Linked DNA regions of Homo sapiens: region 2 is linked to region 1. Evidence: read pairs that join two places in POLR2A ChIA-PET (ENCODE). Cell type or tissue: IMR-90. All regions are shown on one strand. Region 1 overlaps WWTR1 (WW domain containing transcription regulator 1). Region 2 overlaps TM4SF4 (transmembrane 4 L six family member 4).

Region 1 (4,000 bases):
AAAAAAAAAAAAAAATTACTGAAATGGGAAGATGCTCATGGTATATTAAAAACAAGCTACAAAAAAGAATATAGAGGAGTTTCCAACTATTTTTATGTTTGCATTGAAGAAAGTCAAGAAAATATATGAAAACACACTAGTGTCATTTTGAATGGTACCATGGCTTTTTATTTTCTCATGTTTTGCCAATCAGCATTTTCTACAGTGACCAAATAGCAATTATGTAATATGGAAAAAAATAACATTCTTGAATCTTGCTGCTTCAAAAATGTTTAGAACCTTTTTTTTTTCTGCCTTAAAATACAGACACACACACACACACACACACACACACACACACACACACACACACAAAGGGGGAGGGGTGATCTTCTTTTTAGCACTTAAGGAGAAAGACAATCAAGGCTTTTGTTTTCCTGAGGCTTCACTTAAATGATATTGTTTTGCTGACTTCATCCTGGAGAACTATTCAGAATAAAGCATGGAAGAACAGCTGTTCTTGACCACCAGCAACTGCAAAACACCCAGGGAATAAATTTAGACTTCCAGAAAGGAAGAAGAAATCAATCAGTTGGTACCTGGGTGGGAGAGGTGATGATCACACACAGGCGGGAGCAATATTACCAGGGACGCCAAAGAGGAGATCAAAGAGAAGTGTCAAAATATCACTCAGCACTTATCAATTTGGAACAAGTGGCTGAATGACAAACCACCTCGAATCCCACTGCCTGCCTTTCACCCTTAACTGGGTGAAATTCTCCATAGCAAGGAAGCTCCTGAGGGCAAACTTTTGGAAGTCAGCCAGCAAACAGGATGAAAATTGTCAAAATTATTTTTAAAACTCTCAACAGAGGTCTACAGCTCGGTGAAGAAATTAGACTCCATTACAAATTAATTAATTAACTAATTAATTAATGTGGTGCAAACAAAGAAAGGACTAAAAAAGAAAACAAGTTTGACCTAGCCTTCACCTTCCTAAAAGGCCTCCCTCTTCCCCAGGTGTGGGGGTGCTTCTCTGGAATTCGTCACGGTTTAGGCTTACGAAGGCCTGATGGATTCTCAGGCCCACTCTCTGCAAGCAAAACTGAAGCAGACTTGTACATTTACCCAGTGGATTAAACAATACATTTCAAGAATCTGGATCCCAAGCTATAATTTTCCTCCTCATTTTTGAAGTTTACTTGGAATATTTGGGGTCAAGATGCTCTGGGAAGCCGCTTCAGCATTCACTTACCCAATGCTCATGTGCGCACTAACACCAAGCACCAAAATGACAAAAGTCAATGCCCTAGTAAATGTCTATTTCAGACAAAGAATCAGTTAAAAAGTTGGTGGGCATACTCCAAGTCCTTTTCAGATAAATTAAAGACTGAACGATTGAGTAGGTTCTTGTATTTTTATTATACTGGCATTTTCCCATCACTGTGCTAACGTACACAATTCTTTTTTTGTTTTGTTTTGTTTTGCTTTGCTTTGAGGCGGAGTCTGGCTCTGTCACCCAGGCTGCAGTGCAGCAGCTCCATCTTGGCTCACTGCAACCTCCACCTCCTGGGTTCAAGCGATTCTCCTTCCTGAGCCTCCCAAGTAGCTGGGACTACAGGTGTGTGCCACCACACCTGGCTAATTTTTTTGTGTTTTTGGTGGAGACGGGGTTTCGCCATGTTGGCCAGGCTGGTCTCAAACTCCTGACCTCAGGTGATCTGCCCGCCTTGGCCTCCCAAAGCGCTGGGATTACAGGTGTGAGACACTGCACTTGGCCTTAACATACACAATTTGATTGTGGCTCCCACACCTGGCTGATGATCAGAGTCATCTGAGCACTCGAAAACAGCATACCTTTCCAGATTCCACCCTACATTTACTGACACAGAAATTTCCAGGGCATATTCCTCCTAGCAGCAGCCCAGGATAATTCTTTTGGGAGCAAACAAACCACTGTATTCTAAAAATGTATGTTTAACAAATGCCCCCAAGTGATCCAGCTAGTGGTAGATCTGGACCACGCTTGGATAAACACTGATCTTAGAGACTAGTGAATAATCTATTTGCCACAGGCAGACTTGCTCAACTGCAGAGGCCTGAGCATTCTTGGTTTTGTCTTTAATACACATGGGGCCTGGAGCCTTTTTTCCAACACACTGTTCTCCTCTTCCACCACAAAAAGCTCAAGGTTCTCCCCTGTTGTTCTCACTCTTTTTTTTTTTTTTTCTCCTTTTGGCTATTACAAAAGTAATATAACCGCATTACAGAGAAAATAGAGGGAATCACCCTTAACTCAAAGGCTTAACTATAATCACTATTAACATTTAAAAATACATAACTGACTTACTCAACACATTTATTCTACAGAAGAGTACACCTATGATGCCTAATGAGCTTTGCTTGGGGCTAGAAATACACAGATGGAGATCAAGTTCCTGTCCTCAAGAAGCTTAGTCTTGTGAAAAAATGGAAAGAATCTAAGCAATGTGTTTTTCAAAAAAATAGAAGTATAATTATAGCATAAACAATTTGTCATGCTGTGTAAAATTAGAATGTTACAACAAAGTTTTCCATGTGTCTACATGGTCTATATCCATTATTTCACTGCTTATAAATATATTTGTGGCTAGGCGCAGTGGCTCAAGCCTGTAATCCCAGCACTTACTTTGGGAAGCTGAGGCAGGTGGGTCACTTGAGGTTAGGTGTTTGAGACTCACCTGGCCAACGTGGTGAAAACCTACCTCTACTAAAAAGTACAAAAATTGGCTGGGTGTGGTGGTGGGCACCTATAATCCCAGATACTCGGGGGCTGAGCTGGGAGGATGGCTTGAACCTGGGAGGCAGAGGTTGCAGTGAGCCGAGATCACACCACTGCGCTCCAGCCAGGGCAACGGACCAAGATTGCATCTCAGAAAATAAATAAATAAATAAATTTATTTATTTTCATATTTCAGGCATTTGTTTATTTACTGGCTATTATAACTAACACATCTTTGTGTATGGTTCCCAAAATATTCACCTAGCATACTACTTTTTTTTTTTAAGGAAAATTGTGGCATCAGACATTTTTCATGGCTTTTATTATTTCTTATCAAAGAAGAAATTTTCTACCTAAATTTCTAAATTTCATATAATAAAACCTATAAGTCTCCATCACCTAATCTTAATAAAGACTCATCCACATTAAGATAAGTGGAACATAGCCATGAAAACATAAGATTTATTTTTTATATGCTATTATGTCCTGCTTTATTACATAAAAGGAACTCAATCCGTTGATTTGGTAATTTTTTTCAGTCTCATTTCACATATTCCTTAAAAACCGTAAAAGAAAGGAACTATAAAGAATGTCCTTTTCAGGCCGGGTGCTCGTGCCTGTAATCCCAGCACTTTGGGAGGCTGAGGTGGGCGGATCACCTGAGGTCAGGAGTTTGAGACCAGCCTGACCAACACAGAGAAACCCCGTCTCTACTAAAAATACAAAATTAGCCAGGCATGGTGGCACATGCCTGTAATCCCAGCTACTTGGGAGGCTGAGGCAGGAGAATTGCTTGAACCCGGGAGGTGGAGGTTGTGGGGAGGTGGAGGTTGCGGTGAGCTGAGATTGTGCCATTGCACTCCAGCCTGAGCAACAAGAGCGAAACTCTGTCTCAAAAAAAAAAAAAAAAAAAAGAATCTCCTCTTCGAAACCCCAAAGAAGGTAGCCTTCAATAATGCTGATTAACTAGAGTGTATTTGACAATAGATAGCTTCCTCAAAATCTAAGAAAATTGAGGGCACAGTGGCTCACACCTGTAATCCCAGCATTTTGGGAGGCCAAGGTGGGAGGATCACTTGAGACTAAGAGTTCGAGACCAGCCTAAGCAACATGGTGAGACGCCCCAATCTCTACAAAATAAAAAGAAAATTGATTTTCTACAGTGTTTAGAAAACTTTTCCTTCTTTTTTTTAATCAAGAAAATCATTTTTAAATAGAAACCTTTCCCCCTGTCCTGTGCCCACCAGTGTTCCTTTTCTT
Region 2 (4,000 bases), 74 kb before region 1:
TTCATTTATAGAAATAAAGTTAAAAATTCAGTTCCTTAATCACACTAGCCATATTTCAAGTACCCAGTAGCCATATAGGGTTTGTAGCTACTGTATTGAATAGCACAGATCTAGAACATTTCCATCATGGTAAATGGATCTGTTAGGCAAAGCTGCACTAGACTTTAACCTCCAAGGGGGCTTGGAGCATTTTTGTTTTGTTCACCGTCTCAGCCCCTCTGCCTGACAGTGACTGGCACATCCCACAGAGTCAGGAAATATAACTATAGGGTCTTTCTGCACATGAAGAATGGATTTGTGCCTAAAAAAAATCTGTAGAACACCAATATATTAACTCAAACCTCTACGTATTCATTTACTGTGAGATCCTAAAGAATCTTAAGAACAGGCTTCAGGCTGGGGAAGTGAAGGGGCCTAGTTCTCTGTGATACATGGTCTTGGTTTGTTCACAGACGTCCCACATGAAATATCCCCATCTTTCTCATAGTTAAGCAATACAAGGTCTCTAACATCCTCATACCTTGTGCAGCGGTTTCCAAATACATTTAGTTTACTGTGTGAAAAGCCCTCTTATCATGCAGAGAGGACTGTTGGGGCTACACTACCATGGGGTTGGCTTGCTTGAGCATCAAACTCAGATCCCAGCAGGCTGAGCCCCCACAACCCGCCCCCATTGAGGCTCTTCCCCTGACAGCTCACTCTCTCCACCTAGGGGTGTGTGTGTGAAGCTACAGATTATGTCTTTCTTCAAGGAGCCCTCTATTAATTCCAGCAACATCAGTGCCACAGTAAACATATTTTTCTATTTTTTCTGTTATGTGAATAATACTACCCTAGGAATTTAAAGTCAATTGAAATAAATCTATGTCCAAAACAAAGGAGGGAGAAAGAAAACAAAACAGATGCCAAAAAACACTCCAAAGCCATACAATGGCCTCACATGTTCTGACTGCAGGAACTAACACCCTCCCCTCACACACGCACGCCCTACTTGGGATGGGATGGGATCAATGCCCAAGATCAGGAGTGACAGCTGGCCTGTGGGTCACCACACGAAATGCCAAACTGAGGGAAGGACAGGAAACGACTTTTGGAAGTTCTTCATATTAGTACTTCTGGAGAAGCAAGTTTTCATTCTCATTGCAGCCATTTATTGTGTATTGCTCTGTAATAGATGCTTTCAAATATGTTATTTTATCTACCCCTCACAACAGCAACTAACCAGCATCAAGAACAGGTACCAGATTATAAAGATTTGATAATAAAAACAGAATAGGGTAAACCTTGCAGGCAAGCGGGAACATTTCAGAATTCTCTATTTATCTCCTGTTCACTGTACAGCTTTGATAATTACCTGAAGGGAGAATGATTTGAACACCGAGACATCTGTACAGCTGCTTCAAACTATAATGTGATAAAAAATTACTGTACAGGGATGTATTACAAAACCGTATATATCACAGTTTCCAGATGATTTATAGGCTATTTAAGAATGATTTTGACTACTTATGTTTTAATTTAATCCCTTGTAAGATGTAAGACTGCTCTTTGTGCAAGGTATAAAATATGCCATGATGGTTACAGGAAGGGCATTCAGGGGATGGGCCCAGGTTTCACTGCACCCTCTTTGCCATCTGGCAAACCTTCAGCAGCATTCTGTTGTCTCCTCAAATCCTGTTTCCTCCCTTCTGAGACAAGAGCTCACATTCCTTTTTGATGTTATCTACTACTGCCAGCTCCAAATCTTCCCTCTAACTGCAGAAGTTCACCTTGAATTTCTTATGGCAATAATTGAAACTTCTATTGCTTGGTGTTTTCAGTTAACAAAGTGCTGTCACCTATATTGTTTCATTTGATCCTCACAAAAAGTTTATGAGATTGTTTAACTCTCCTTCAGAGGCAGGACAGCCAAGGCCCAGAGAGGACAAGTGGCTTGCCAAGAGGAATACAGTTTCTTAGTGGCAGAAGCTCAAATCCAAGTTTTCTCACTCCAAGTCACAGTGCTTTTTCTAGAACACAGTTTATATTGACTCATATTGTCTGCTTTTTGCCTAGATTCCCTGTTGGCAAAACTCATGGGATTCTACCTCCTACTCCTTTTACTATACAGTACTATACTGGTATCTGATAGTTAAAAAGGGTGTGTGGACTCTTCTTATCCACATAAGCATATAGTAACTGTTGTTATAGCTGCAAACCTAACACTCATACACAGCTGCTCAGAGAGTAGAAAGGATCAGTCACTTGTATGAGCCAAAAACAAGAAAACTCAAGACAGTTGTCATTTGTCCCTTATTACCAAAGGGCAGCCATGGTAGCAACTGCTTCTTCTTCTTGTTCTTGTTCTTCTTCCTCTTCCCTCCCCTCTTTTTCTTCTTTTCCTTCTCTTTTTTCTTTCTCTCCTCTTCCTCCTTTTCCTTCTTTTTCTTCCCAGTGAGTAAGTGCTAAGTGTTTTTATGTGCATTATCTCACCTAATCTTCCTCATAAATCTGAGAAGAATTTTTATCCCTGAAGGAGAAAAATGAAGCTCAAGAAGGTTAATTTTCCCAGGGCTCCATGGCTAGTAATTAGTAAAAGGATTTTTTTTTTTAATTAGCTGGGAGTGTTGGCTCATGCCTGTAATCTCAGCACTTTGGGATGCTGAGGTGGAAGGATTGCTTGAGCCCAGGAGTTCAAGACCAGCTTGGGCAACATAGGGAGAACTCCCTGCTCCAGCGCCCCTCTACAAAAAAAAAAAATTAAAAAATTAGCTGGGCATGGTTGTGCATGCCTGCAGTCCCAGCTACTCCAGGTGCCTGATGTGGGAGGATCGTTTGGGCCCAGGAGGTCAAGGCTGCAGTAAGCCATAATCATGCCACTGCATTCTAGCCTGGGCAACAGAGCCAGACCCTGTCTCAAACAAAAAACAAAACAAAACAAAACAAAACAAAAATATATATATATACACACACACACATTTATATATCTACATATGCACATATCTACTTTTATATATGTGTACATATATATACACACACACATATATATATGTAGTCAGTATCTTATTTTGTGCTGAAGCCTATCTCAAACATGGAACAAAAAACGAATAGACATGGTTCCTTTCCTATCAGCATATGGGTTAGGGTGAACACATGGAACAGATCCTCATAATGCAGAAAGTGTGAGATGGAGAAGGAGTGCGGGGGGAAACTTCTTCGAGAAGGTGACATGGGCTGATTTTGGAGGATGAGCAGAAGTTTGCCTTCCAGTGAGGAAGGAGAAGCACATTTCAGGCATGAAAAGGCTGACATGCTCAGGGAACCTCAGAGCACTGTGTGGCAGAAGCTCAGTGTGAATGAGGAGAGATTTGCAGAAGGGGCCGCCACACGATGTGGTGAGACTGAGAGGCAGCCAGACCTTCAGGACATCAGGGCACAGCAGGGGACTTCAAGCAAGACATGGCATGGCTACTTTGGACTTTTAGAGGCATGATGGTTCTAGTGATGTGGAAAGTGAATAGGAGGATTCAGGAACTAAAGAGAGATAAAAGCTGGCATCATAATCCAGATAAGATGATGAACATCACCCAGGCAGCAGAATTGGGGCTCAAAAAAGACAAATTTCAGAGAATGTTTGAGATGGAGTCATCAGGTTTAGGTGTGAGGAGAAAAGAGGAAGGTAATCAAGGTGGACTCTGAGATTTCGAACTTAGTGCACAAAATCCAGGGCTCTGCAATGCCATAGCATTTAGCACTGTTTTCCTCAGAAATGTTTTTTGGTGATAATATTAAGGGAGGGAGCAAAAGTAGTTAACTCATTCTGTCCTGAGAACCATATTAAAGAACACCCTAGAAGGAAAAAGAAACCTGGGCATTTTGAAATATACCCTCTTGGTTTCCTTTGAAGTAGAACCTCCTCCCATCCAAGGTCTTCCTCCCTGAGACAATTGGCCATCCCTCCCTTGACCCTGAGCTGCTGAAAGGAAAGCAGCCTGCACAGGGTGTGGGGACAGCCATAGGA

What was found. ChIA-PET counts read pairs that join two places held together with the same protein. Peaks named below come from ENCODE experiments on the same cell type or tissue, not always from the same donor. Only the 100,000 strongest peaks of a DNase experiment are listed, where the experiment ranks them.
Region 2: POLR2A ChIA-PET joins it to region 1 with 6 read pairs; 6 of 35 experiments call an interaction of 5 or more read pairs at or near these places.

The regions. Positions count from the first base shown.
Region 1 is chr3:149,562,295-149,566,294 of GRCh38, forward strand. All of the region lies in intron 3 of WWTR1 (WW domain containing transcription regulator 1), which reads right to left. Among named protein-coding and RNA genes, the nearest start is that of WWTR1-IT1, 88 kb to the right of the region's middle. In IMR-90, no CTCF peak of the experiment used is centred here; a DNase peak (open chromatin) is centred at 2,037.
Region 2 is chr3:149,488,569-149,492,568 of GRCh38, forward strand. The region is part of intron 3 of TM4SF4 (transmembrane 4 L six family member 4); the gene reads left to right. Among named protein-coding and RNA genes, the nearest start is that of TM4SF4, 16 kb to the left of the region's middle. RefSeq lists a silencer at 794-1,088. In IMR-90, a CTCF peak has its summit at 700; no DNase peak of the experiment used is centred here.